2 separate regions of the Mus musculus genome follow, and region 1 is linked to region 2. A link is a loop called in an ENCODE intact Hi-C map of the cell type or tissue named here. Cell type or tissue: heart. All regions are shown on one strand. Each heading gives the region's core, and the rest is flanking DNA. Links, peaks and the distances in the headings are about the cores only.

Region 1 (15,854 bases), core at 2,619-10,618, 330 kb after region 2:
CTTTCTGCCTGGATGAAGGCTCCATCATATATCTCTTTTCTCTCCTTTCTGATGTTCATGTTTGACAGTTGTCTACCACATATGCTGTTCTTTTATTTACCGTCCTCTAGGAACACTGTAACTATTAGCTCATCCTTTTAAGTCAGAAGTCTTCTTCCTCTTGCCCTGAGCAAGGTATACCTACTTTTGTACTAAAGGAAGAAAGAAAACCAAAAGGAGCTCCACATGGTTTGTTATAAAACTCATTATTATTATAATTTAAATAATTGGATTCAGTTATAGATACTAGTTATAGGATATTATTTAATTTTTGTCTTAAAGTTTAAAGTAAAGATAATTACAAAGGACAATAATCATATAAAAATGTGTTTCTTCCATGAACTCTTCTTATTCTTAAGATGATCATACTATTTTCCATAAACAATTATATAGTCACTGAAATAATTAAATACATAGTTTAGAATAGCTTTATGAATCACAAATCAGTAAGAAAATAAAACAGAAAAAGGCCCACAACCAGGCAATGACAAATCATAGATTTATAATATGTATGTAAAATATGTATAATTTTGCATGTAAGCTTGTGCTATCACATATATCTGGTGGGCAATAGAAAATACTTTCTATTTTTTATTAGCCTAGCGTTCTTTGGTTGGTACTAGGTCATGGACAGAAGAAACAAACGTCACATTGATATTTGAAGGGAGGCCTTGAATTGACAAAAAAAAAAATATTGGACAAAGAAAGCATCCAAACATGAGTATCATTAAGCACTTGTCACCTATAATAGTTTATATGCAATTGAAGATATAATTAAAACATGTTACAGCACAAAGTAGTTTTGTTTTCCAGTGAAATGGAAATGGCTTTAGCTATTCACCTGTTTAACATCTGCCTTCCTTCTATCCACCTGCCTCTAACACCACAATTATAAATAAGGAATAGAGGACAACCACAGGAGTCAGTTTACACCAAGGGCTGCGAACTTAGGTTAGAGGGCAAACGTTCAGTGGGGCTGGAATGAAGGGCACAGTGGGGAATGCTGCGGACGGAAAGTGCAAGGTACACAGCCTCTGTCTGCATTATGTGAGAGGCAGCATCCTGGATTCACAAGTTACACTACCAGAAGAAGTAAGGTGAATAATTCAAAGAATGTTCTACCCAATAGTAATAAAAAAAACAGTATTGAGCAACTGATTCTCAGATCTCCTCCCTGTTTCAGGGAGCTGTTTCTCTACTTCTCAATAAACCTTGGTAGTTAGCCCTTCAAAACCATAATCATTTTTATTAGATATTTTCTTTATTTACATTTTAAATGTTACCCCCTTTCCTGGTTTCCTCTCCAAAAATCCTCTATCCCATCCCCTCTTGCTCTGTTCACCAACCTACCCACTCCTGCTTCCTGGCCTTGGCATTCCCATACACTGAGGCATAGAACCTTCACAGGACCAAGGGCCTCTCCTCCCATTGATGACTAGGCCATCCTCTGCTACATATGCAGCTGGAGCCATGAGTCCCACCATGTGTACTCTTTGGTTGGTGGTTTACTCCCAGGGTGCTTTGGGGGTACTGGTTAGTTCATATTGTTGTTCCTCCTATAGGGCTGCAAACACCTTCAGTTCCTTGGATACTTTCTCTAGGTCCTTCATTGGGGACCCTGTGCTCAGTCCAATGGATGACTGTGTGCATCAATTTGTCAGGTACTGGCAGAGCCTCTCAGGAGACAGCTATATCAGGCTCCTGTCAGCAAGCACTTGTTGGCATCCACAATAGTGTCTGGGTTTGGTGATTGTATAAGGGATGGATCCCTGGCCGTAATCATTCTTATTTCAATAGATGAGCACTCATTTTGGGGACATTTATAAGATTATAATATTTTGAAATATAATTTATCTATTTCATGTTTAATGTTCTCATCTAACTCTTCTGTAAAAGCTGTGTATTTTTCCCTTAAAATGTCATGCCCTGCCTAAGCAAGTGATTGTGTGATGGGAAAGGAACTGTGACTGATTCCACCATTATGCAAGCAGCATTCAGGCTTCTGTCTCATGAACCTGGACGGCACACAGGTTCTGCTGCATCTACCATGAGTCTGATGCAAGTACAGAACACACAGACATCTACTTTACGAGAGTGCCTCCAACTTAGCACAGAGCATTTGTGCATTACTGTTTCACCATTGATCTATAATAGGAGAGCATTATTAACAATGAGAGGATAGGATCAATCAGCAGTATAGCGATTTACTCTCATCATGTGCATGCTTTCCATGATTACATGACTACTATTTTGATGACAGCTGCAGTAATTTATTTAAACCAGAACATCTCCCATATATAATGTATCATATCATGGTGCCCAAAATGGGCGCAATGTTACTGAATGATAGAAATGACAAACTTGAGGCAACATTTGTAGGCGCTGTCTATCACTGATAAAACCTTGTTATCTGACACATCATCTTGTCTTTAGCTGCATATGTATCAAAAGATGGCCTAGTCGGCCATCACTGCAAAGAGAGGCCCATTGGACTTGCAAACTTTATATGCCCCAGTACAGGGGAATGCCAGGGCCAAAAAGGGGGAGTGGGTGGGTAGGGGATTGGGGGTGGGTGGGTATGGGGGACCTTTGGGATAGCATTGAAAATGTAAATGAGGAAAATACCTAATTAAAAAAAACTGGGGAAATGGACCAACCAATATACTATAAGGATGCGTTAACATTAGAATGGAAATCTGCAACAGTTTTAAGATGGGATGTTCTTATGCTTATGTATCTATAGGGAGTGAAAAATATGGTTACCAACAAAACTTATGGTTCTTATAATTATTTCTATTGTATATAGATTGTTAATGTTAGAGGGGAACAGGCAATTTTTTTAATTTTTTAACATTTAAATGCATTTTATACATTAAACATATTAATAATAAAAAAAAGAAAATTACTTTTAAATGGAAATTTTATCGTATTTTCTTTTTATTAACTAAGGTTTCCTTATTTTTGAAATGCATTGATTTCAAAAGCAAAACTAAATTACTCCACCCTTCTCTTCCCCTCTTCAAACCTTCAGATATGTCTCTTCTTGCTCTCTTTGTGTTTATAATAAATAGCCTCTTTGGGGATTAATTGTTGTTTTATACTACACAACACACACACACATTTCTAAATATATTAGTGCAATGTGCTCAATTTATGTAATATTACTTGTATATATGTTTTCAGGGCTGAAAACTAAGCATGGTCTTGTAACATATCATATTTTCCTGAGTTATTTGTATATCTTGTTTTCTCTGATGTGAGTGACCTTTTTTGTATTAAATATTTCCCCTTATTTATACATTGACCATGTTATTAGAATATTTATAAATAAATTCTTCGCTACCATTACAATGCTGTAAAACTCAACTTTTTTATTATGCTGCAGTTCATCTAGTTCTTTATGTGTATGCAGGGGAGAATTTTTTTTGTGTTATCTGAGCTGCTTTCTAATCTGAGCTGTTTTCTGTCTCAGTTGCCGTCCAAGCGTTTACCTTGAGACGCTACTATAAATCATTGTCTTCCTCTGTATTGATTTGCCTGTTTCCTGAAAGCCATGACGGCTTTATTGGTACAGTACTCTCAAGAATCTACTTTAAGCTTTCTTTAAAAGGATACAGGTGCGAGCGAGGGGACGTATGTTAAGCTGTTGTCTGAGTCTAATCTATACTTGTAGTTGAATGATTTCCTGATGAGAACAGAGACTGAGTTTCCTCGGAACTATCTTGTGCTTCTTTCTCAAACACCTTCATTTGTGACAGAGAAATCTAACATCATAGCCTGTTTACTCCTCACATGAAAATGGTTTTTCTCCTTTTTGGAAGCATTTGAGATTTGTTGTTCCTACTTGGGGTTTGATTGCTTGCATGAGCTTCTTCATTACTAAGAGCATTTGATACACCCTCTTTTCCTTCCTCTGCCCCTTCCCCCTCTCTTGTTGTTTTCATTCATTCATTCATTCATTCATTCATTCATTCATTCACTTTACATCCCAATGTCAGCCCCCTACCCTGTCCTGCTAGCACCCTTTCACTCAGATCTTCCCTCCATCCCCCCTTCTCATTCCTTCACACACTACACCTCCCCTTCTCCTCTCCCTCCCTCTCCCCTCCCCCAGCACATAGAGTAACTGCAGTACTAAGAGCATCCTCTCCCACTGAAGCCAGACAAGGTGACCCAGCTAGAGGAACGGATCTCCATCCAGACAGGCAACAGATTCAGGGACAGACCTGCAGTTGTTAGGGATGGGCATGAAGACCAAGCTGCACATCTGTTACATAGATGCAGGAGGCCTTGTTTTTTGAGACACCGTTTCTTTGTATCATCCTGGGGGTCCTGGAATTCTTTCTGTAGATCAGGCTGGCCTTGAACTCAGAATTCAACTCAGAATTCAACTGCTTCTGCCTCTCCGGTGCTGGGATTAAAGGCGTGAGGCCCCATTTTGCACATAATGAACGTTTTTGATTTGGAATAATGCCATGTATTTGGGAAATTTTAAATCCTTTAACACTTCGGTAAGTTTCTTAATTTTTCAGTTTTCCATCTCTAGATTTCCATACAGATTGATTCCTGAATACCTTTGTGTGACCATTCCTCAAGGAATGAGGTGAAAAAGAACGAACTGCAACAGGCGCCTGTGCTGGAGTGGAGCAAGGGCTTTCGACATGTGTTCATCCTGTCTGAACAGCACACATGGACATTCTAGAGTATAGTTTACACATACTGGGGTCTATCAGAGCTTGCTTGCCATGCCCTTTGAGCCACCCCCTTCCCCATTTTTGGTGGTGGTGCGTGAGGAGACTGTTGAAGATTCAGGAAATATAATGTAACTAGATGAAGGTTGCTAATGTTTCTTGTAGATGCAGCCTTCCTCTGCTCTTTGAATCCAGCTGTGACAAAGTGAGCAGTTGCTATCACTATATCTATAACTATATAGTAATGGCTTTCTGCAAGCTCAAAGCATTGGATCCAGCTTACTTTGTCTGGTATCACTGAAGCTGTGAGCGAGATAACTCTTCTTCCTTTTGCATCTCTAAGATATTTTGCACAGTGGCCAAAGCCCAACTACCACTGTATGTGTAAGTCATTTCGCCTGGGCCACATTCCTCAAAAAAGACTTAAAGGAGGAGAAGATATGAAATGGTTTATAGCACCTAAGAGTGTTACAGTGAACAAGGCACTTAGGTACATGTACATAGTTCCATTCCATGTCATCAGTCCTTCCATCATTTTCAACTGTAGTTGGGGATTCTGAGTCCCTGTGTGTGGGGAGCTGCCCTCACGTTCGCCGTTACAAGATGGCGCTGACATCCTGTGTTCTAAATGGTAAACAAAGAATCTGCTCATGTGCCAAGGGTAGTTCTCCACTCCATGTGCTCTGCCTTCCCAGTGACGACAACTCGGCCAATGGGCTGCAGCCAATCAGGGAGTGACACGTCCTAGGCGGAGGATAATTCTCCTTAAAAGGGACAGGGTTTCGCCATTTTCTCTCTTGCTCCTGAAGATGTAAGCAATAAAGCTTTTGCCGCAGAAGATTCCGGTTTGTTGCGTCTTTCTTGCCGGTGGAACAAAAGCGCGGGCAATACCTGTGTCCTGTATTCTGAAAGGCAATAGAACAAATGTTTGTCTATACCTAGTTTATGAGAATGACTGGGATAGAAGGTAATCTCTGTGATTTTATATTTAAATTAGTTTTGGTTAATGCTTTATATATTAATTATATCAAACATAAAATTTTTGAAACTTTTTTGATTCAAGTAAAATCTCTGCAGCTAAAGAATGTTAGAAAAATCTGCTTTATTCAATAAATAATAAGTAAATGTTACAGGATATTTGAACCCATTTGTAGTTAGGGTGTGGCTCAGCCTTTAAGACATACCTTTAATCCCTCTGGCTGGAATACAGACATGCCCTTAGAACACATCTTTAATCTCAACAGTGAAAGTAAAATTAGTTTGTGGAAGGAAGCACCTGTGTTCGATTGTCTAATTCACTTGCAGAAAATAGTGACAAATCAGAGAAAGATTTGACAGGAAGTATATGCTCAACACTCAGAAGAAGAGAGAGGAAAGGAAGCTATTTAAGGGAGAGACAGCCAGAACAGGAAGAGGAGGAGAGTACAGTACAGGCATACAGTAGAGTTCATGGAGAACACGGCAGTGGAACTGAGGGGGAGAGTAGAGAGAGAAACAGAGAGAGAAGAGGAGCCAACTTTACCAGAGACAGACTGAAGAGAGAACAAGCAAGAGAATGAGAAAGAGCCAGACGATTAGAAAAGATCGCTAGAGTTAGTTTGAAGCCAAGCAGAACAATTCAGAGGCCAAGAGAAAAGCCAGATTGATAAGTCAGCTGGGAAAGGAGTTGGAGCCAGAACAGCTGAGGTGAACCAGCCAGTTAGAGGTCATAAAGGGTGAGTTTATTCAGAAGTTAAGTCTCAAAGAGTCTGAAAATATTCTAGGCCTAGATAAGATTGTATGACTAGAAGCTTACAGGAAAAGGGTTAGGGTTAGGGTTAGGTTATCAGACTGAGACAGCAAGCCTCAGAGATCACAATTATTCAGGGAAATGAAAAGTACTTTTACAAGTGAAGGTATCAATTTTAATTATAAAGAAATAATTTCAAATAATTATATAATTAAAAAGAGAGACAAGACCAGCTTGTCAGGATTCTGTATACTACTCAGTCTTGTGAAGATACTGAAGGCAGATAGACTTCTTTTTTATCTGGGTCAGGTATCAAAAAAAAAAAAAGGGGTTAGGCCAGGATAAAACATGTGTTTGTGCTTTAGCTAAAAATGGCCATATGACATCACATGTGTTTAAATTTTATAATTATATAAAATATATTATAAACTATGTAGTCTGTGTATGATTTTGTATACAGACTGTACAAATATCAAGCTTACTGTCACCACTGGTGAGACATACCACTCTGCACCTAATTTGCTGCACTGAGAAAGAAAATAAAAATTACCCGCAGTCTTCCAAAAAATGGCTCAGACTCCAGCATAAGAAAGATGGTGTAAAGGAAATCTTACTACTGATGTGGATTGGGTATTAGTTCAGCAAAAGAGAAAGTCAGTAAGAATCACTGTGCAATTAACAAACTTGTATAGGGTATTTGTATAAATCAGTATCATTGTACAGTGTTAGCGCTGCAGTTTCTTAATGCTGTGCTATGGTTATGCATCGTAATATCTGAAGAAACGGTGGAAACAGTTTTCTGAAGCAGAATGTGTTCACAGCTTTTAATGAAAATAGGTACTTTAAAAGAAACAAAAATTAGTGGTTTAAATATTTCTCCTGATTACTTATCAACTGTAGTTTCAGTTATTTTGAATTGTATAGAATATTTGTAAATTTATATAGTGATAAAGGGATATTACAACATGTATAAAAGTTCATTTTTCTGTGTTTCGACTTAAAGGAGCGTGCATAGTATTACAATTGTTGCACTGTTGACTTTTAAATTTAGGATTCAAGATTACATCTGTAGCTAATAACTAGAGATTATTACTTAGTTCTGTATTTTTTCCAAGTTTTTGTAGTTGAATAAAACAAACAAACAAACAAACATCAAGAATAGTTTAGGAAGCACTAGAACATGGAATATGTGGATACCATCTCATCTAAGCTCATTGTCATGCTACAAGGCCTTTGCAATAAATCTCCTTTGACAAACAAAATAAATCTAAGGGTTCCAAACACTTGTAATTTTCATGACTGACAGGCGTCAGCATTACTCCACGGCGGCTCATTTTTATCCTCAAATGGGCATTTGGAATATATGAAGATGAAAATGGAATCAAGCCAAAATCCAAAAACATTTTAATTAATTAATTAATTTTATTAATTTATTTATTTACACTCCATATTTTATTCTCTCCCACCCCACCCACCCTCTGACTGTTCCACACCCCACACCTCCTCCCCACCTTCCTGTCTCCACATGGATGTCCCCACCGCCACCCCACTAGACCTCTAAAGTCCTTGGGGCCTCAAGTCTCTTGAGTGTTTGCTGCATAATCTCTTAATGAACACAGACCTGGCAGTCTTCTACTGTATGTGTGTTGGGGGCCTCATGTCAGCTGGTGTATGCTGTCTGTTTGGTGGTCCAGTGTTTGAGAGATCTCGGGGGTCCAGGTTGAGACTGCTGGTCCTCCTACAGGATTGCCCTTCTCTTCAGCTTCTTTCATCCTTTCCCTAATTCAACAACAGGGGTCAGCTGCTTCTGTCCATTGGTTGGGTGCAAATATCTACATCTGACTCTTTCAGCTGCTTGTTGGGTCTTCCAGAGTGTGGTCATGCTAGGCCCCTTTTTGTGAGTGTTCCATAGCCTCAGTAACAGTGTCAGGCCTTAGGACCTCCCCTTGAGATGGATCCCACTTTGGGCCTGTCACTGGACCTTCTTTTCCTCAGGCTCCTCTCGATTTCCAGCCCTGTAATTCTTTCAGACAGGAACAATTATGGGTCAGAGATGTGACTGTGGGATGGCAACCCCATCCCTCACTTGATGTCATGTCTTCCTGCTGGAGGTAGGCTTTGTAAGTTCCCTCTCCCTCAACATTTCATCTAAGGTGCCTCCCTTTGAGTCCTGAGAGTCTCTCATCTCCCAGATCTCTGGTGCATTCTGTAGGGTCTCCCCAACCTCCTATTTAAACCTGGGGTTTCCTTCAGTGATGTGTGTGTGTGTGTGTGTGTGTGTGAGAGAGAGAGAGAGAGAGAGAGAGAGAGAGACAGAGACAGAGACAGAGACAGATGAGAAAGAGACAGACAGAGAGACAGAGAGAGACAGAGAGACAGAAAGACAGAGAGACAGAGTTTTTTTTTTTTTTAGTGGTTTGTAATTTGAATAATTACAATGAGTAAGTTTGGCTGAAAAATCTTTCTTTATTTAGATGGCCAGAATTTCGATATACCAGATGCCTGATTAATTACAGATTTCAAATATTTTCATTCCTGCTTTCTTCTTGATACTTACCAGGAATAGTATAGATGAGTAAAATATCTCTTTGATACATTCTGTGATTTTAAGGATTAACGTTAGTTGATGATATTTAAACTTCAATTTTTCACGAAGCATACACTTTATTGTCTAGTTTCAAAATGTGTTTGGAAGAAATCCTTGTAAGATTTTGTCATATTCAGTATTACTTGGAAGATAAATTCTATTTGGCTGCGTTTCATAGCATCTGCAGCTTTCGGAAATAGCTAAGATTTTCAGTTGACGTGTCCTAGATATTAATTTATGTTACAAGTGAAAACTGTTGATTCTGTGTGCTTGTAAGGCAAGTTGCCTTTGTTATAAAGAAAATCTAACGACGAAGAAAAGAAAGTCAAACAGTGTTTAAATTTCCTCTCAAAGCGGGGGGGGGGCAAGGGGGGGCGCATGTAAAAAGCAATCCTTGGAATTCAACATTAGTTGCTAAAGGAAAAATTAATTACTAGAAAATATAGAGCCTGTTTTTGGAAATATTTTGGCGTGGGTTGTGCTTCAAAAGCTAAATATTCAGCACTTGAAATAGTGCACAGTATGTTTATTTTTTTTTAAATTTTAGTTAATCTTTTTTTTACAGTCCATATTTTATCCCCTTCCTGGTCCACCCTCGGACTGTTCCTCATCCCATACCACCTCCTCCCCCACCCACCCCTGTCTCCATGAGGATGCCCCCCCCCCCACTAGACTTCCCCACTCCCTGGATCCTCCAGTCTCTTGAGGGTTAGGTGCATCTTCTCTGACTGAGTCCAGAGCCAGCAGCCCTCTGCTGTATATGTTTTAGGGGCCTCATATCAGCGGGGTATGCTGCCTGGTTGGTGATCCAGTGTCTGAGAGATCTTGGGGGGTCCAGGTTAGTTGAGACTGCCGGTCTTCTTATAGGGTAGCCCTCCTCCTCAGCCTCTTCCAGATTTTCCCTACTTCAACCACAGTGGTCAAAGCTCCTGTCCATTGGTTGGGTGCAAATATCTGCATCTGACTCTTTCAGCTGCTTGTTGGGTCTTTCAGAGGACAGTCATGTAGGTCCCCTTTTGTAAGCACACCATAGACTCGGTAATAGTGTCAGGCCTGTGGGCATCCCTTTGAGCTGGATCCCAATTTGGGCCTGTTGCTGAGTTTCCTCTCCCTCAGGTTCTTCTCCATTTTTATCCCTGCAGTATGTTAAAATCAAGCATTACTATCTCAACATTGCCTGTGGACAAATAAACCTTTATATAATTTTGAAGCAGACAGTCATTCTTGTTGTTGATTTGTCTTTCTGAGACACAGAACAAACCAGGAATGCATTGAACAAGGGATGCAGGTTGTGCACAGTTGGACTCACATGCCAAACTTTAACTGGGAGATGAAGTCAGATAGCACTACAGCTGTTTGGGGCAGCCATATTGGCTGTAACGAATTCTACAGAATAAGAGGAAGAAAATTGCTCAGTGAGTGCCACTTAGGAGTCCAAGATATCAGTGGCCAAGACCCGAATATAAAGAATGACAGCAAAGTGATGTGTGAGTCATGGTTAAAACACAGTGAAGCCTGGGAAGGGAACTAATAAAGGAAAATATTCCAGCACAGAGATATCTTCATGTGTCAGGTAGGATGGCAGGTAGACTAAGCGCTTTCCTATAGTTCTTACCTGGAACATCTTAGATATTCTAAAAAATGAGGAAGAGCTTGTGTATGTGCCATGAAGGAGAATGGGGAATATTGTGTAAAGTCCCAGGAGAAACTAGGAATAAAATACTTTTAAGCACAGATAAGAGAGAGATTTAGGATCTCATTTGACACATATTTGGCAGGTTTTCAAGAAGAAAAATGCAAAAATTAAAGAGTTTCAAAAGGAGAGAAGAAAATGTAATGTTGAAAGATGTATTTTAAAATATGGCTGATCTTGAAACACAAAAGGCACGGTGAACTGAATTTGACCTTCTGGAAACTTGTAGAAAGATGAATAGTTTTTCCAAAGATAGCATTTTTGTTTATCTAAATTAAATAATAAGCATTAGTCTTTCTGAAGTCGTCTGTATCCTAGATCATCTGTTTCCTTCAATAAAGTATATTTTTAGATATTTTAATCCTCAGGGTTTTTTTTCTCATTTTTCCAAATATACATTTCCCTTTTTGTTCTCTAGGGGAAACTAATGGAATGGAGTTAGTTCACTTAAAAAAAATATCAGTCATAGTTGGACATATGTATGTAATCCCTTGTATAACATTTATGACTTGAATATACCTCATAACCCAGAACATGTATAATTTTCATTTGCTGGATATATCTCTTTATTAGAAAAAGATATGCCCCAAAAGGTAAAATTAAATCTACATTTATTTGTAAAAAAATATTGTATGAACATTCTCAAAAAATTAAATAAAAATTAGTTAAAAATAGTTATGTTCAAAGTATTTTTCTTATCTAGCAACAGGTTTTAGACTAATAAGTGATAAGGCTCATTGGTAAATTTACTATGAGTTCCAAGTTTTTAGAAATAATTGAAATTTCACCCACTATAAATGTCTGTCTCTCTCTCTTTCTCTCTCTCTCTGTGTATGTGTGTATGTGTGTGTGTGTGTATGTGTGTGTATGTGTGAAAAAACTTCTTTCTCTGTGCACACACATACAGGGGTACATGTGTGTTTATATAGATTATTTTTACAGAACATTTTAGAGTTGGCTAGGAGATATAGTAGATGATTATGGTCTTATTTAAGTAATCTTTATATCTGGGAGGATCTTCTGCAAACCTGCATATATGGGAAACACAACAGTAAGTCAGGAATTCATCAAGGCAGCATATGATAATGAATGATAAACCTGGGACTCTCCCAACCTATTCCTCATCAGCATGTACAACAGAGTTTTTACAAAGCTTAAAAGTCAATTTTAACTGAATTTCACAGGTTAGGTAGGCACAGAGTGTCACCTCCTTCTCCAACAAGTCCTAGCCTCTACTTTCTTTAATGGTCAGATTGTTGACAGGTTGCCATTAGGGGTATGTTGGAATCTCTTGATGGTGTGATAAAGCAGCAGGAGGAATGGGAACAACTATAGGCATGGAAAATTATGTAAGGACACTCGTTCTTAAAATTAATAAAAAAGTTAAATCACTATCAATGTAGGCCTTCTGAATCCAACTCTGTAGCCAAAGTATATATTAATGGACTTAGATAACTAATCTTTTACAGAAGAGTTAAGTAAATCTGAGTTTGATTCAGTAATTGAGAAAGTAGCCAAGTGTAGCTCTGTCTTAGAAGTACAACTCCTTTGACGTCAATAGAAATGAGACTCCACCGTACATCCAGGGCAGGGCTCAAGATGTACATTCCTGTTGCCTGATTATATTTCTTAATAATCTCTTAATATTTATAGATAGAATGCCAAAAATCTTAAGTGTGTGCTAATCAGTTCCTAAAAGGATTAGACCTTAACTTGAAATATTAAGCCTTTGCTTATCTTGTCAAAACTCACTTTTATTGGATTCCTAATTGTTGACTTATTCCCTGTGCAGATGGTCATGGGAAGGAAGTTGTTCCTCACTTGTCCGATGTAATTTATTAGTTTGTTGACAGATTACAAAAGGCTGGGTGCTCTGGTTATCAGAGTTGATGCCTCAAATATGCCTGGGGAGTGTGTATTTTGTACTTGTACAGTCATCGTGTTACCACATGCTCTAGCCTGTTTGTTTGAATAAGGGCAAGAACATGTGCCTGGACCATTCAGAGCCCGACTGTTAGAAGGATGGTGGCTAATAAAGATAAATGCTGTGTATGCGTGGCCTCTCAAGGGAAGCACTCAACATTTATATCATGCCTTCTCATTCCAATGAGATCATAGATTCCACTATAACTCACTTGATTATTTGGTCTTAGTTTCCTATATATGCAAATACTTTAGATTACTTCCTTGCTGTTTTTTTCGTATCACAACAGAATTCCTGAAGAACTGCTGGAATTGGCAAGTGATGCAAAATCCAGGATTATCTCACCTATAAGTCATTTTCGAAGTTATTCTAAATCATCTGTAGTATTTCACTGTAAGTGTAAGTTGAGTTTTTAAAATTTTCCACCTTCTAGAAAAGGGATGTCTATTTCTATATCCTAAATCTGTTGATATTTCTGAAATTGTCTGTGCTGGTTAGTTTTGTGTCAACTTGAGTTATCTGAAAGAGTTATCTGAAAGGAGGGAACCTCAAGTGAAAAATTTCCTCAGTATCTGACTGTAGGGAATTTCTGAATTAGGGATTGATGGGGGCGGCCCCAGGCTATTGTGGTTTTATCCCTGGGCTGGTGGTCCTGGGTTCTATAAGAAAGGGGGCTGAGGAAGTCTTATGAGGAGCAAGCCAGGAAGCACCACCTCTCTGGCCTCTGCATCAACTCCTGCCTCCAGGTTCCTGCCCTGCTTAAGATCCTACCCAGACTTCCTTCAATAATGGACCAAAATATGGAAGTGTAAGAAAAATAAATACTTTCCTCCCCAGTTTGCTTTTAGTTACAGTGTTTCATCACGACAATAGTATGTCTAACTGGGACAGAAATTGCTACCAAGATTTTGGGGGTTTTGTGTGAGAGAGGAAGAGACCTTTTCTTCCTTCCTTCCTTCCTTCCTTCCTTCCTTCCTTCCTTCCTTCCTTCCTTCCTTCCTTCCTTCCTTCCTTCCTCCCTCCCTCTCTCTCTCTCTCTCTCCCTCCCTCCCTCTCTCTCTCTCTCCCTCCCCCTCCCTCCCTCCCCCCCCTCTCTCTTTCTTTCTTTTCTTTGTTTTTTCTTCTTTTGACCATTGGGCTAGAAAAGAGTTCAAAGCTTCATCAGCTGTTCTATGGAAGTTGACAAGGGATTAACTAGCTTTGTCAGTGTGACACAGGCCAGAGTTTTCTGAAAGGATAAGACTGTTGTATGCATTTTCTTAATTAGTGATCCATGGGGGAGGGCACAGCCCACTGTAGGTGGTGCTACCTCTAAGTTGGTGAACTTGGGTTCTGTAAGAAAGCAGACTGAGAAAGCTATGAGGAGCAAGCCAGTAAACAGCACTCCTCCATGGCTTCTGCATGACTTCCTGCCTCCAGGCTGCTGTCCTGTTTGAGTTCCTGTCCTGAATTTCTTTAATAATGGACTACATTGTAGAAGTGTAAGAAAAACTAAACTTTTCCTTCCCAACTTGCTTTTGGTCACAGTGTTTCATCACAACATTGATATTTTAACTAGGACATCTTTCATAATCATTTTTACATTTGAGAATGAATATTCATTATGAATCTCATCATTTCACACATAGTTATAAATAAGACGACAGAAGAGAAGTCTTCCTCTGTCAAATGACTAGAGATTAAAATTCAATGATTATACTGTGTATCCCTTCAAAAATCTAATTCATCAATCAATGTCTATCAATTAACTATTACCAATTTAAGAATATTGGAATTATATAACATAAAAATGAAACAAAGAATTTACATTGAGGAAACATTTAAAGTTATAATTATCTTTCTCTTTTTTTAAAGTTTTTCAAAACCTATTTTTAATGATGGTTCTTAAATGCTTCAACTTTCTTTGTAGCCTAACACCCACCAGAGGTAGTGGAAAAGAAAGAAAACAGAGTGTGTGGCAGGGTGGGGGTGGGGAGCTAGGGATGGTGGTAGTGAGTAGACCTGTTTAGAAAGGTTCTTTGGAGCAACTATAGTTAATCCTTCTCTGGAAGGATTCATTCATTCATTCTCTCATTCTCTCTCTCCCTCTCTCTCTCTCTCCCTCTCTCTCTCTCTCCCTCTCTCTCTCTCTCCCTCTCTCTCTCTCTCCTTCCTTTAGTATCTACCTTTCTTTGCCATGCGAAGGTTTAGTCCTAGGGTCATGGGCTTCAGTAGAACTCTGTCTGCTGTCACAGAACTCTTTATTCTGAGATAGCATGTGTGGGGGATCTATGTCTCTTAGTATTTCTTTTATCATTTTCTATGTTTTTAAGGACGAGTTTGTCAATTTAAATTGGACCTCTTTACAAAACTGTTATATTTAAAGCTTTATCTTGTTATGCACTGCATTTTCTGTACTCGTTTTTGATGCCAGGTTCTCGTACACACTGGACAAGTAGGATACCATCGAGCTCAAGGCCAGCTTTCATCCTTCTTACTTCTCTCTTGCTTTATTGCTCTCAGGATCAAAGAGACATGAGAAAAGAGATTGTCAGCTAAGAGAGAAGCCTCACTATTCAACTTGATCCAGTTTGAGCTCTAAATCATAAACCATACAGGCAAGTGGTTCACATATGCAGCAAAGGAGCAGGGCTTTAATATGCTCATATATAGTAGCTATTGCAGAATGCTGGCAAGGAAACATCAGGGATACAATAGACATAGGGAACAGGGTTTACAGAGGTGTGGATAGCACAGGAAGCAATGGTGTGAATATTACCACCAAAATTCATGTTGAAATTTGATCTCCAGTGTAAACCATTAACGAGGAGTTTGAGTAGATAGTTAAAGGCAGTGTCCCAAGTTGGAAGCTTGCTGGTCCCTTCATTGGAACTAGAAAAATTGAGGTTGAAGAAGCCTCAATTGGTGGAGAAAGTTGGACAGTGATTTTACACACATAAAACAGGACAACAGTGACTATACATCTAAGACCAGACAAGAGTTATTGTACACACACGAGACTCGACAATTCAAGTAAGAGGGAAAAATGTGAAACATAAATATGGATATGCTAGTTCAAATCACAGGAGATTTCAATGTTTGTGACATTTCTAAACCATCACAATGGATATCTTTTCTGGCCAATTACCCTTGACAAAGCTGAAATGTAAATCAAGGGCAAGGTGTTGTTAATTAGAAGCCCAATTTACATC
Region 2 (15,854 bases), core at 4,732-12,731:
TAGGAGATAATATGTTATGAGATCTATTAGTCACTGGGGAATTTTTATTTTTTCTAGACAGGGTTTCTTTGTGTAGCTCTGGCTGTCCTAGAACTAGTTCTCTGTAGATCAGGCTGGCCTAGAACTCACAGCTTGCCTCTGCCCACTGAGTACTGGGAGTAAAAGTATGTGCCTCTACCACCCAGGTGGGAAATTTTTTTATATTGGCTTGAACTCAAATGGCTGTATTTTTATTTCTTTACATCTAAATTATTTTTATTTTTGATTAATTTGATATTTCTATAGAATATAAAGTCGTGTTGTTAATAATAATCTTTTTCCTTAGCTTCCATAGTGAAAATTACAAGTGAAAAAAAAAAAAACCACATACATGCAAAACTTCAAAGGGACTGTGGTGGTTTGAATATGTTTGCCCCAGGGAGTGGCACTGTTAGGAGGTGTGGCCTTGTTGGAGGAAGTCTATCTATCACTCTCCGAGTGATCTTTGAGACTTTCTTCCTAGCTGTCTGGAAGACAGTCTTCTCCTGACTGCTTTTGGATGAAGAGGTAGAACTCTCAGCTCCTTCTCTACCACCATGTCTGCCTGGATGGTGCCATGCTTCCACCTTGATGATAATGGGCTGAACCTCTGAACCTATAAGCCAGCCCCAATTAAATATTATCCTTTATAAGAGTTGCCTTGGTCATGGTGTCTGTTCACAGCAATGGAAACCCTAACGAAGGCAGGGACTATCTCTGACTACTGATAAGGCTTGAAATAACACATTTCTTCCAGTTTTTAAAAAAGTACTGTTTCTTCCATTCCAAGTTGTGTAGGTGCTGTAAGCTGTTTAGTGGTGGGAAACATTGAATCACATTTTCTTAATCACACTTGCACTTAATTAGCAGCTGAGCTCAAAGAAATTAAATTCCAGAAATAATCATTTCACACAAACTAAAAAGTTTGTGTAAAAATAGAAGTGACTTTAAAATAAAAATAGTTAGACCCCAGTGGAGCAACTAACATATACAGGTAATAGAAGCAGAAAGATTAGGAGTTCAAGGTCAGCAGTGGTTATATAGCAAATTTGAGGGATTTTTTTTTCTTTTTTAAAATTAGGGGCTTATCAAAAATCAGTTAATAAAAAAATACAAAAGTATTAAATTTAAGAAAGTTGCTAGTTTCATCATGAATAGAACTATGAGATTAATGTTCTATTTTTGAACAGCTTTCAATTTGGTTTTTTTTGTTTGTTTGTTTGGTTTTTTTTTTTTGTCTTGTACTTACTTCATTTAAGAAAATCAGTTTTTTATTTTAAACCGTTTTAGCTTTTTTGGGCTAAAATTTTAAATATGGGTAACTGCTTGTGGACTGAATTTTATGTGTAGTTTAGAAATAAAGATTTTTTAAAATTACAAATGTTAACTAGAAATATAAAATGAGCAGTTAGACACCACAGCGCTCTAATTTCAGCTACTAGAGATTTAAAGGGGTAAAATATGAGCTATTTGGAAAAGACAGGAGGTAAAACAAGCTATTTAGAAAGTTAAAAAATGATTCACATCTAAAGACAATATATTTATGTAATATTCTAGGTAAGCATAAGGAAAATGTTCCGGTGGTAACTAAGACTCAGGAAACAGATAAATCTATCTGATCAGGGGTGTCATCTAGGGAGTCAGCTAAAACAGCTAGCAAGAGCTTAGGGAGTCGGGGTGCTGTCATGGCCAGAAGTGAGACTGAATTTCAAGATTAAAAGATGAGAATGAAATCTTGAATGAAGGCTCATGTTTGGAAGAAATGGAGGACAAAAAAGAACACCAAAGAGATGAGATCGTAAAGATAACGGTTTACCAGCCCCTTTACAGATGGTGTAAGTTAATCCATGAATTAATACTCTACGGCACCTTCATCACGACTAGAATGGCAGGTGTATGCAGAAGAAAACATAATGTATGAATTGATAATTCTTAAAATATATGAATTGTGCTTATGATTCATGGATATCTGAAGTGCCAAAATCAATTCTTCTCACTTAGAATGGTAAAACAAATGCAGGCATTAAGGGTGTTCAGTTTGGCTATTTCTGCCATTGATACCTTAGTGTGAGGACTTTTCTAAGCACCCTTCCACCCACAATGCCAAAGCTTATGATTAGATGATATGGGAAAAGTAGAAGGCAGAAGGCTTATCTATAGTTTGCTAGAGCTGGGTCAGTCTTCTGACTCAAAGGAGGAAAGGGATGAGAAGGAATGTTAACATTGTGGAATGTATGAAAGACAATGTTTCTACCTCTACAGGACCACCACATCCCTTTCTGGTTAACATTGTGGAACACAGCATGAAAGACAATGTCTCTACCTCTACAGGACCACCACCTCCAGTTCTGGAGCCAGCCAAGTATTACTGCGCTTTCCTCAAACTTCCTTGGCTGACAGCTTTAGCTTTAGCAAAGCCAGCCCCAAATAAGCAGCTAAGTGATTCCAACATTATCCTAATCAGTTCAGGCTCCCCAAAATGGAGATCTGGAAGAACTGCCAGAAAGATAAAGATGTGTTGTTGCTGGATTGCCAGATTTCTATCCTTTATTTATGTCACCTTTATGCGGGGAAGGCTGCAGCATACTCCTAGTCTGACTGTGAAGGGCACTTTCCTGGTACAGTCTCTTGAGATCTTTGTTACCCCATGCTAACATTAGCTTCAAACCCTGAAGTTTTACCTTGATTTTTACTGAAAAAATGAAAATAAAAAAAGAAGCTGTAAGTTTGTTTCAAATGTGTTTTCTTTGGATATAAAATCTCCAGTCAGGAAAAGCATGATGATCATTTTTTACAACTTCCTGATTAAGGGTATTTTGGGAGTTGTAGACATGGCTTAATGGGTAAGAGCTCTTGCTGGGTAAGCAGGAGGACCTGAGGTTGGATCTCAGGATCCATCTTAAAAGTCACAGCTACGTGCTTGTGACCCCAGCTCTGTGAGGGATGGAGATAAGATTGTCCCTGCTTGTTTGCTGCTCCAGGATAACTCCAGATTCCGGAGAGACCTTGAGTCTGGGAAATAAGAGAGTGGCGGATTCAGACCCTCAGAATCCTACTCTGGACTCTGTGAATGCATGCTCCCTCCTTATATATGTATATACCACACACACACACACACACACACACACACACACACACACACAGACACACACAATACACATGTATACACACATGCATGCATATGCACAAGTGACGTGTATTTTTGCAATATCAATGCTATCTGGAAACAAAATGGCCAATAAGATGTTAAAGAATAAGAATTTCAATTATTATAATTAAAAAAATCTCTTATTCAAGGTCTGTGATGGTTTATGTAACTATTAAAGAATTATTCACAGTCTTATTTTGTTAGTTCCTGGTTGTTATAAGTTTGATTTTGACCATGTTTGGTCAAGCTGACAAGTTTCTAAGAATTCTTCGACATTCCAGGCATATTGCTTGTAGCAGCCTGCCAAGTCACTAAGCACACAAGCCTGCTTATGGCAGAGTGTTTGTTTCAATATTTAGCATCATATTCTTAAATGGAGCAGAAGGACCAGATGGAGAACACAAGCAACTTGGCAGGTATTTCAACCAGTGTCTATGAAAAACAATGATACAAGCTTGGCAGAGTATAGGGTGATCAACCATGAGGACATAACACTCATACAGGTATGACTTAAGTAATGCCTAAATGAGACTATTAAATTTTTATGATCATAATAAAATAGCATAAAATAATATTTATTTAGCTTATAAGACTGAAGGTCAATGCTTGAGTCTTGGCTTGACCAACAGGTTCATTTTCTTATTCTTGGATCATTTACATCACCAGCTCTCAACTGGAGTGAGAGTCACTAGACTGTCGTACATCTCTTACCCACCAGCAAACTAATCTTTGCATCCCCGAGTAGCAAGGCATCGGAAGACAAAAGAAACAAAAGAAGCCAAGTAAACAAATAAACAACAAATCTAAAAGTTCCATGTGGCTAATCTATGCCTCACAGAGGAAGCTGTTTGCCAAAAGAGAGGATGGAGTCCATGCTCTAGATGAAGTGTGGGTAGGAATTTGGGAAGACAAATGTCTTGATCAACTCGGAGTGTGTTCACACAGATTTGTAACTAGGCTGGTCATTTGACTTACCAAAAGAATCTCCTTCTGACTAAAGATAGTTTGGGTTGTGACTTTGTTTGGGTTTTACTGCTATGAACAGACAGCATCACCATGTCAAGTCTTATAAAGGACGATATTTAATTGGGGCTGACTTACAGGCTCAGAGTTACAGTCCAGTATCATCAAGGCAGGAGCATGGCAGCTTCTAGATAGGTATAAAGCAAGAGGAGCTGACATTTTTACATGTTTATCTGAAGGCTGCTAGTAGATACTAGCTTCCAGGCAGCTAGAATGAGGGTCTTAATGCCCACACCCACAGTGACACACCTACTCCAACAGGGCCACACCTTCTCATAGTGCCAATTCCTGGGCTGAGCATATACAAACCATCACAGGTTGAGTTCTTTTCCTTTACAAACCAAGGATTCTGTTCATGGGAACTGGCATTTGGTAAATGTGTGTATACTTGGTATTGATACACCGAGCAAAAAGGTTTCCATGCCCTAACAAGATATTCCCTAACAGAGTGCCTGAAATATGGTCATCAGCACAGTGACAAGAAGATGAAGAAGATAAAGGAGATGGAAGAACATAGGAGAAAAATGCTAACAATTGAGTTGACATTTACTGTTTTTCTAATTCCTACCAAATATTCTCTTCCTTCAATGTGTTACTCATATGAATGCATGCATCCTTTCAACACTCCTCCCTTTGAGGTGTGTCTTATTTAAATTTTATATTTATAAGTGATAAAATTGACAGTGCAGGTAAATAATGAGCTCAAGGCTACACGACAGGTAAGTGATAAAGGTTGTGTTATGTTAGCTTGTGGGGGGAATCTAAAGACATAGCTGTTGATAGAAACATGAGACCCATGTAAACAATTATACTGTCACAGAAAAAAATGTGACATTAAATCCTTGAATCTCTGAAAGATCATATTATCCTCATTTCCTAATGTGGAAATTGAAGCTTAGAGCATTCAATGAGTATATTTAAGCTATCACAATTATTAAAGATTGTACAGCTGAGCTTCATATTCAACTTTAATCTAAAGTGTCTTTGTGGTGGTTTGAATATGCTTGAACCAGGGAGCAGTATTTTTAGGAGGAATAGCCTTGTTAGAGTAGGTGTGGCTTTGTTGGAGGAAGTTTGTCATTGTGGGAGTGGGCTTTGAGACCCTCCTCCTAGCTGCCTAGAAGACAGTCTTCTATCTTCTGAACAAGATGTAGAACTCTCAGTTCTCCCTGCCCCATACCTGCCTGGATGCTGCCATGTTCCCACCTTGATGATAATGGACTGAATCTATGAACCTGTAAGCCAGCCCCAATGAAATGTTGTTCTTTATAAGAGTTGCCTGTCATGGTGTCTGTTCACAGCAGTAAAAATCTAATGAAGACAGAGTCCTTGAGGAGTTTTGTTTATGGTCAACAGCGTTCTATGCATTCTTTGAGACTGTAAAAACTTGAGGTAATTCATCTGGTTTTGGACCCCTCATCCCTTCTTCTAAGTTTTTCATATGGCTTGTCTTGACTTTGTGTCACTAACATACAGGAATATTAGAACATTTAAATGAATCATTGCTACTTCTTTTTTCTTCGCCATTTGCAGTATCTTTATCAAAATGACAGCTCTCAAGTATGCTGCTGCTTCCCACTTTGTAATATGACCATCAAAGTCCCACTAGAGTATTTTGAAATTGTTATTCTTTTGCCCAATACGTGGAAGCCTTAAATAATTTCTGACTAAGGGAGAGATTACAATGCTGCTGGAAACTACCATGCATTCCAAAAGAATCTCTTACTTCCATGTCCCCATCACGTCTTTTGATTCTGAGGACATAAATCTACACAACAAAGAGAGCCACCTGGAGAAGAAATCAGTGGAGTGGCTGTAGCTGTTTATTCTGCCAGTCTTGCAAGCTGCTGTTTGTCTCCCTGACTCTGTTTTTTTTTTTTTTTTTGAGAGATCTATGTGGTCAAAGGATCAAGAATGCATCTGCACTGCTGTCTTATTTCAGCCACCCTATGATTCATTTTTCCCCGAGTTTTGGGTGTTGCTTTGTGCTGATTTCAAATGAGTTCATTAGGTTATGTAGTGCATTCTAACACTGCAGTATTTTTTGAACACAAAAAGCTGTTGTCTGCAGCAGATACTTTATTCCCAATATAATATGTAAATGGTATTTATTTTTGGCTTCCATTAAGAATGCTATTATAAATTACAGCTTGCATTTCTGATTCTTTTCCCCAAATAAATCAGTGTACTGTTTCCAAAGCTTACATCATATGACCCTGACATTTGAATCACTGCAAAAATGTGTCTTGGAAATATTTCCATGTCTGTTCGGTCAAAGTTTCATAACTCCTATATGAGCAATCACTCACTTCTTTATATCTCTTCCTGTTTGTATCTCTACATTTTTTAAGGCTTTGTGTTCCATTCTGTCATATCAAATGTGGGAAATGAGTGAACCTTCGTCAACATGCTGAAGTTTAGAGTATTGTCATTCCTGACTATGTGAGGATACTTTTCTTCCTACTCAGGGTCTCTTGGGAAGTGAATAGGTACCAGATAGCAGTCGAAGTGAAGCTTCCCCTCTTCATCTATTTTATTATTATACTTTGCTCCTCTCTAATTTATATGCATTGATTTTTCTTTGTTTTAGATTTCCTACTAATTTCAGATTCATACATCCCGATTTCGCATATTTTGCTCCTCTTTTCTTTTTGCCCTATTTTTCTTTTTAAACTATTTTTATTGATTCTCTGAGACTATTGTCCAGTAGGCTTTGACCATGTTCACCACAAATCCTTTCTTTTAACTTCTCTGAGATCTACACTCAATGCCCCTTCTTCACTCAAATTCAAGTTCCCTTTTTTCTTTTTTTCTAATTTAATAATTCCCTATCACCAATTTGTGTTGTTCATGAATTTATGGATATGGGGCCAACCACTGGAAAATGGTCAACCTATCAGGAGCCATATCCTTAAAGAAAATTGACTTTCCCTCCTCCAAAAGCTGTCATCCTTAGCTTCTAATTTAGGAGTGATTCACAAACCTTTTCCAAATCCATACTAGAATGTTGACTGGCTTGATCCTTAGTGAATCTCTTGCAGGCATCCACAGGTGCTGTGAGGTCATGAGAGCAAGTTTGGTTATATGCAGAAGATACTGTTTTACCTCAGTCCTTCCAGACCTCTGTGTCTTAAAATCTGCTTGTACCCTCTCTGTCATTTTTCCTGAGCCTTGGGAAGGGGATCTGATATTACAAAGGCCAGAGGAGGATATCGTAGGGTGTCCCCGTCTAGCATTTTCAGTCCATCCTCATTCCCTTGAAATGAGGTCTCTCAATGGACCTGGTGCTAAGGTGGTGGCCAGCAGGTCCCATTGTCCTACCTGACTTGGCCTAGAGTTGCAGGTGTATGTAGCTACTCTTAGATTTTATGCAAGTGTTGGGATTAGAACTCAGCTCTTCATGATTGCACGTTATTTCAGAAGCATTTTCTTAACTGGGGTACTCTCCTCTCAGATCACTTTAACTTGTGTCAAGTTGACATATAACTATTCAGTACACTGGGTGTAGTAGTTTTGTGTGGCATCTAGGGTCTCTTAAGAGTCCATAGAATATCTGTCTGTTCCCTTTGTGCTTTTAGAGTACCATCAAGAAGCAAGTCCTATTATAAAAGATCTGTCTGTGTTACTTTGTCTTTTCCCTTGCAGGTTCTAACAGTATCCCTTTGTTCTATCCATTTAGTGTTTTAGTTATTATATGCTGAGGGTCATTTCTTTTCTGGCCCAGTCTTTCTGTTCTTCATGCTTCTTGTCCTTGTGCATTCATCCATTGGTAGGCTTTCCACACTAAACCTCAGCAGAAATATTCAGAGTTCAACGAGAGCATCTTCTCCTCTAGTTTTCTTCCTATGATCTTTTGAAAACATTTTATGTACCTTTGACTTCTCATTTCTATATTTCTATTATTCTTAGAATTGATCTTTTCATAGTATCCCAGGGTTCTTGGTACAAAGTGTTCTTAGGTATTGGAAGCTGATGCTGAGGAATGAGATGGGCTTGGAGAGGAAGACTGGGGGTCCACAGAAAAGAAGAAAGCAAGGGATCTTTTTAGTCACTGTGATACAGTGGCAGAGAGTGAGGAAAGGATAGTCTGGTAGTCTGCTACTGAGCTAGGGATGAAACCGTAGGCCTGGATTTGGAGAAAAGGAGCGGGACGAGAAGATCTGCAGTTAGCTTGCCTGATTTCCCGGCCACAGCAAGATTGCAACATTTTAATAAGGGAACAACTCACCAACAAGACATAAAAATTATAAATATTACGTACTAAGTTATGTTCCTAATTCATTTCTTAAAAATAAACACCAAAAGGGATAAAAGTAGAAAATGTTAATATCTCACTTACATCCTTTGACAGGCCTTCCAAGCTAAAACTCAGCAAAAATATTCAGAGTTTGATTACAACATAGATCAACAGGATTTAACACACACACACACACACACACACACACACGCACACACACACACAATGTGAATATGTATAGAATATGAATTCTTTTCAGAGTTCCACGTCTTTAAAATAGATATATTGTACCAATGAACTCCAAAGCACACTGGAATGAAAATCATAGTTAATCAACAGATAATTTTTCCCCTATGGGAGATAAGAACTTCATTTAAAGCCATTATTTTAAGCAAGCAGAAGATTTTTACCATATATCCTATACCTATGGGCAAGTGCTGGTTCAGGTTGTATATAAGTATCCTTTAAAATGAAAACAAAAAAGAGCAGAAATATCTGCCAAAATCTACCTAAGAAAATTATTTTTGTAGGTGTTAACATGGATATAGACTTAGCTTTATATTGTGTATGATAACAATTAAATGTTATTGAGCATTAAGAAATAAAACCCTTTATGATTTTTCCCCAAAACTATAATACAGCATGATATTGAACTTAATACTCTAATTGTAAACTAACAAGAAGTGCTTTTCATGATTACTTCAATGTTTGAAAGGTTATGACTCATGAGCAAGTTATATTCACGGTTGGGTTGCGTTTATACAAGACAGGGTGTGAATTTTAAAAATGGATCAACAAGATGGGGCAGATTTAGGTGTGGACATATTTACGTAATATGTTTAAATATGGACATAGAGAAGCACAAAAACAAATATCTCCTGTGGCATATTCAATCTGTACAGGAGTTTTGTGCACCATTGTATTAATAAACATTCATGGAGAGTGAACAGAAGTTGGCATCAGGTAGGATCTTGGCAAATAACCCTTGATTAGTTTAAGTCAAAAACTATTGACACTTGAAATCCTTAAGAGAATGTAAAATAATACCACTGCAAATTCTGCACTTACGGCAGAAAAAGGGAAGAGCATTCCAAAGGGCATGGCCCTCAGCAGCTGCCAACGACATTGTTCCAGTAATAATAATGTGACTCGGTTGAAAAGCAGCCCATAGCCATACAGCCCCAAAGTTACAATAAAATATTATAATTCTGTGTACACCCCACGACACACCTCACTCACATGTGACTAATTATTATTAAACTGTCTTTTTTTTCCCATGTTGATTTGCTTGTTTGCAAATACAGCCCTGTTACTGCTTTGTGTTTTACACATACTTAAATCCTGTGACACTGATTTTGGGAGTAGATGCTGTCTAACGCAGCTCTTATATATATTAGACACTTTAGACATATAAAGTCTTATGATACTTCTTCCCAGAATATTTAGCAGAGTGAAACACCGGAGTCTTCCCTGTGGTTGCAAAAGCCAACACGTATCTCTTCAGAGACTCTGCCCATGGGCAAGGCCAGGCTGCTCAGAGGTAATCTCCGAGCAAGTTGAGAACTGTGCAGTAAATACATAGAACACTATGAATTACCATTTATATTACAGCTAATTTGGTCTTATTAAGAGATTAACTGCAAGACAAAGGATAACTCCTAGAGGCATAAGAACTCTCTTTTAAAATCTATTTCTAAGGAGGATGGGGGGGGGGTAGTATCATCCAACTAACAAGATATTTAGGCTGGGTGGGGGTGGTGTTTAGCATAGAGAAAGGATATAAGGTAAAGGAGCCCAGATGTGCTACAAAGATGTACACTATAGTAAACACTTCTTTCTCTGAGTCTCTGTTTCTCTGTACTGACACACACTGGGACACCCATTTTTCCTTTGTATATTTCACACACACACACACACACACACACACACACACACACACACACACTTTCATTTGACATTTATAATTTAATATGGTTTTTGCAAGGCTGCGGCTGTTGTTGGCGAGGGAGCCCACAGCTTCACAGGCATTGAGCAAGCACTCTTAGTACTGAGCTACATCCCTCAGTTAGTGATAACAGTTAGTGATAACCGTGTACGCACTGACTAAATCAGATAGATTCACGTGCCACATTCTGCGTTTACTTTTTATGTGGGGTCTTTCTGTCACTAATAGTTAGGAAGCTCAATTAAATTGTGACTGCTCCAAACCTTGTATTCAGATTTCTAGAATTTTAAATTTACAGGTAAGTATTTGACAGTCTCCTTTTGGACCTTTTATAAAAAATGTGTTCCCTATAATAAATAATTAGAAAAGTGTTGCGAAGCAAATGTACTTGGTCTGAGTTCCTAGTCGTATTGGTGGTCTTCCCAGACAGGGATTTCCCATCTGCCTTCCTTCAGCTTATAGCTCCTTCTTTGTTGGTGGTTTCTGAGATAGGGCTCAGGCGTGTTTCCCTAGTTGCCTGTCATCTCATTCTGGATTCTCTACCCTCCGTGTACCAAGAGCCGGGATTGCAGCTGAGCGCCACGACTCTCAGGTCTGAAGACGTATTTTGACATTCTTGCAGGTAGCTAGTGCGCATGTCCATGGCTTGGAGGAAAGCTCACAAGATTCTTTCAAGGATGGATTCTGTGGTAAAGTTTCTCATCATCCTGAGAGACTCCCTACAGGATATATTTCCCTTGCAACTGTACAGAGTAATCCAAACACTCCTTTACGGTTTGTTGGAGAGGCAATGGCTATATTAATGAAATACACTTCTATTAAATTCTTATATCCCCTCTAGTGTCTTTACAGCCATCAAAACTGGACGTATTCAAACTTAGGTATGTTTGAAACTTGGGAAGAACTCTTAGAGAGGTTTCTCCTGTTCCTGCCCTATGTCTTTGAGACATTCTGGACAATTTTTTTTTTTTTTTAGCATCAAACAGATTTTGTTATTCACGTTCTCAGCGGAAAACAGGGGTTGTATGCAGGGTGGAACTATATGGGAAGACTGCGTTGGTCCACTACTACTTTTTACACACTGGGGGCAGCAGTGTCCTCACATCAGGCACAGCACGGTCACGTGTCCGTGGCACCTTTGCAGACACTACCCTAGGCACACTTGAAGCAGCCCTGGGGCAGCTGGAGCTGCAGAGTAAGGGCACTCAGGCTGCTGGAAGTCTTGGTGGTGATGCTTAGCGGACGGCCTGCCCTCTTTATCGTCTCTAGACAAGATTTTTTTACCCCGTATGTCCATATACAATTTTTTTTCCGCTATACTTTCTTGCGAATCACGCGGATCTTTCCATCATTCTGAGCACTACTGGCCTTGCTGAGCCACCTTCTCTAATGTGGGTGTTGGGAAAACCATTTGTCTGCTTTTTTCCTACCTACTACTAATGTGCCACCGTTCTTCATTTAAGAGCACTGGCACATTATAAACTTGTCCAATGATTCCTGGTTGATTTGTACAAGTACAGAATCTTGAGCTGGTGAGATGTCTCAGTGGATAAATACTCTTGTTGCCAAGCCTGATGACCCGAGTTCTATCCCCAGTACCTGTCTTACAGAAGGGGCCAACTCTTAATTATTCTCCACACCCACCTATGCATTGTGGCATGCAAATGCAATTTCTAACAAATAAATAACTATAAATTAAAACAAATAATCAATGTGTCTTATAAGGACCTGTATAAGCCTGGACCTGTCTACCTTGATAATCTCATATTGTATAACACATTTAAGCTATATCTTAAGTTCTTCTTCATATATTTGCTCTCATCTACCTCAGGACCCTCACAAATGTTTTCCCTCCTATTCCCTGTAGTACAGGAATGATCACAATGGAGTTTTATTCAGCCATAAAGATGAATGAATTGGTGACATTTGCAGAAAACTTGGTGCAAACGGGAAGCATCATATTAAACAAAATAATCCAGACTGAATGATAAACTATTTTTTTCATTTTTTATTAGATATTTTCTTCATTTACATTTTAAATGCTATCCCGAAAGTCCCCTATACCCTCCTACCTGCCCTGCTCCCCAACCCACCCACTCCTGCTTCCTAGCCCTGGCATTCGCCTGTACTGGGGCATATGATCTTCACAAGACCAAGGGCCCCTCCTCCCATTGATGGCCTACTAGGCCATCCTCTGCTACATATTGAATGCTAAACTATTAAAAGCCTATATTTATGGAGGACATGAGTCTAAGATGGGGTATACTACTTTTGTTTTCCTAAATGAATGTGCTGTCCACCTACCTACTAAATATTTCTGCTGATACCCATAACTAACACCGCTCTCACCCAGGGTGGAGAAACTCCTTTTTGATGGTAGTGATGGTTAATGCATGTCTCGTCAAAATGTCGGGAATAAATTACTGATGAGTGCTCAGTTTATAGGACAACAATATTATCTGCTTGCTCCATAAGGCCTAGGAAACATGGCATAACCACAGAGCCTGACCAATACAGATGCAGATGCTCACAGCCAACCATTGGAAGAGCTAGGGCAAGAACTGGAGAAACTGAAGGGGTTTGCAACCCTGTAGGAAGAGCAACAATATCAACCAACCAGATCTCCCAGAGCTCCCAGGGACTAAGACACCAACCAAAGAAGACCCATGGCTCCAGCTTCATTTGTAGCAGAGGATGGCCTTGCCATGCATCAGTGGGAGGAGAGGCCCTTGGTCCTGTGAAGGCTCGATGCCCCAGTGTAGGGGAATGCTAGGGCGCTGAGGCTGGAGGGTGTGTGTGTGGGAGCACCCTCATAGAAGCAGGAGGAAAGGGGTGAGATGTGGGTTTGCGGAGAGGAAACAGGGAGAGGGGATAACAGTTGAAATGTAAATAAATAAAATATCCAATAAGAAATAAAAAATAAAAAAGAAAGGAAAGGAAGGATAAAAGAGCTGGAGATGAAGAAAAGTGTCATGAAACATTGTCTTCTGGATCCATTACCGTGGTGACCATGACGTCATAGCACTTTTAGGTCTCTACACAAGATTGTGTCTTCTCACTTTCCAGCAAGGGGAGAGGAGATGCCAATGAAACACCATCTCTAACTGAGGAGCAAATGAGTAATAGTGGTTGCTGGAGGAGGGGTGTCACCTCTCCAATGGTATGTGTAGCCACAAGGAGACTAGAAAAGAAGAACGTTTTTAGACTGAAATGAAGGGAGATTCCAGAGGATAATAGGGATTGAATATAACCACAACACACCATGTATATGTGTGGAATGCTCAAAAGACAAAGTGGGGAAAAAGAATTTTGCTGGAAAACATCACTTTAACTGAGGTACCTTAGACCCACAAATACAAATTCTTATAATTGCTTTTATACGCAGATGCTAGTCTTCAATGGCCAAATATTTATGTCCAGGTGGGAGCAAACATGAATAAAAACCAGGAAACAGGAAAGGAAAAAAGAAATTTTGACGAGTAAGTGGGAACACAATAGAAAAAACAGAAAGGAAGAAAATAGAAAGGATGGGAGGTGGGGGAAAAAAGGGAAGTTTCCTACAGCCAGGAAGGGGAGCAAGACAAGGGAGAGCTATGGGTGAGAATCAACCAGAATGAGATAGGCAGAAAAATCCTAATGAGAACCCACAACTTTATAAGCTGATATATTAATTCCTTCAAAGCAAACACCACAATTTCTGTCACTTATGGATTTTAGATTTTTATGTAGGTAAAAACTGTATCTCTCTCTCTCTCTCTCTCTCTCTCTCTCTCTCTCTCTCTCTCTCTCTCTCCCTCTCTCCCTCACTCCCTCTCTCCCTCTCTTTGTCTCCCCCACCCCTCAGTGTGTGTGTGTGTGTGTGTGTGCAAGTATGTGCTATGAAGATACAAGTGAGGATATCTGGGGAAGTGGACGAGGTTGGGAGGAGTGGAGGTGGGGGAGATTGGGGATATGTAGTTTTATTTGGGGGGTCCTTTGCCAACTTCATTTTTTCATGTTCTAATGTTCAGAATAATTGTGGCTACCCATTCTCTCTGTAAAAGACAGTCCACTGATCAGCTATTCTTACAGTACCTGCTTCAAACCTACCTTCTTTTTAACATTTAAGCTCCTAACAAGTATGTCCTATGCAATATTTTTGTCATTACTTTATGTATTTCCTATGCCTTGCTGGATAATATTTCCTAATGCATGCTGATCTCTTTCCAGGCTCTTCCCAGACTGTATATAGCACTTAGTTCAGTGAAGCAGCAGCTCTAATCAATTATTTACTATAATATTAAGATTTGGGATGACTGGAAATACTCAGGTGGTTTTTCTCTTACTATTAAATATGAACAAAATGTCTCCTGGTAATAGTGTATCTTTGGGAAGTTCTTTCTCTTCTAATCTCAGGGGATGCTCGTATGATGCACATGTAAATAGTTGAGGTCTTAAACATGTGCGAGACCCTTTTCACTGCTCTAACTCTGCCTTCCTTAGTATCTCTAAGGAGTTAGCTTTCTGCATTTGATGGAAACTTTAGTTTAGTATTAAACTCTGAATCCTCAGTTTGCCAGTTGGAAGACATCCTAAGTGATACACCCCCCACATTCGACTCAGAAGAGTCCCTGTTTGCTCCCAAATCAAATGAAAGAATTATCCTCTGAAGCAGGGTGACTTCTTTGCAGGCTACCAGACCACTTGTGACCATGTCAGGTGACATTTTCCAATACTAAAATATCTAATCATTGTCTCTTCCATGGGGGAATACTAGATTCCATGCCATTAATATTTGGCATGCATTTATAGTGAATATAAGTTGATGTTATCAAAATTAACAATACCAATAAAAATAAAGGTCAAAATCTTTTATAGATGATTTTTCTCTGAAGCTAAGGTTTTAAGTTTGACCTATTCTATAAATAGTGATATTTTAATAATTTATGTTCGGTTTTGAATATAAATGTTCATTTAATTTGAAATACTTGTAGGGAGTGAGTGGAGTCCTGAGTAATTGTGTAGTGGCTGAAATGGGCACAGCTATGGCAAGAACCTCAGTGCCTCAGATCAACAGGAGTGACAAAGTCTTCCCTTGGGGAGGCTCAGAGCCATGGCAAAGCCTTTCTCTGGTCCAAGTGTGAATGCTGATGGTGTGTGCTAAAACGTCTACCATAGCTTTCTCCCCGAGAAGTTCATGGCCTGAAGACTGCTACCTTATCGAGATGGCTCCTCCTGAGGTTATCCAAACCTACCTCCCAGTTCAGTCACACATAATAACCCTGCCTCCTGGTTTATCTGTATATGATAACCCTGTCTCTTTGTTCAGCTTAGTGTAATAGCCTTCCTTCCTTCTCGACTATAGATAATAAGCACACTGAGCTTCCAGTGCGCTGCTGCTTCTCTGTTTGTATGTCCAGATTTCTCAATCCCTGACTTTCCATTTGTCTATGTGTTTATCATCTCTTCCTTCCCTAGTTTCCCCATTAGGGTAAGCCCAAGAT

What was found. A loop is a pair of places that touch in the nucleus more often than their neighbours do. Peaks named below come from ENCODE experiments on the same cell type or tissue, not always from the same donor. Only the 100,000 strongest peaks of a DNase experiment are listed, where the experiment ranks them.
Region 1: it touches region 2 in a loop (2.0-fold over the local background); 2 of 42 quality-filtered maps call a loop at or near these places.

What each region holds. Positions count from the first base shown.
Region 1 is chr14:106,381,514-106,397,367 of GRCm38, forward strand. It overlaps Gm41240 (a long non-coding RNA gene), which reads left to right. Exons shown (of 4, transcript XR_001781423.1): 3 at 12,953-13,056; 4 at 15,166-15,255. Among named protein-coding and RNA genes, the nearest start is that of Gm41240, 25 kb to the left of the region's middle. In heart, for the core only: no CTCF peak of the experiment used is centred there; a DNase peak (open chromatin) is centred at 6,378.
Region 2 is chr14:106,046,924-106,062,777 of GRCm38, forward strand. No RefSeq gene overlaps it. Among named protein-coding and RNA genes, the nearest start is that of Trim52, 51 kb to the right of the region's middle. In heart, for the core only: no CTCF peak of the experiment used is centred there; no DNase peak of the experiment used is centred there.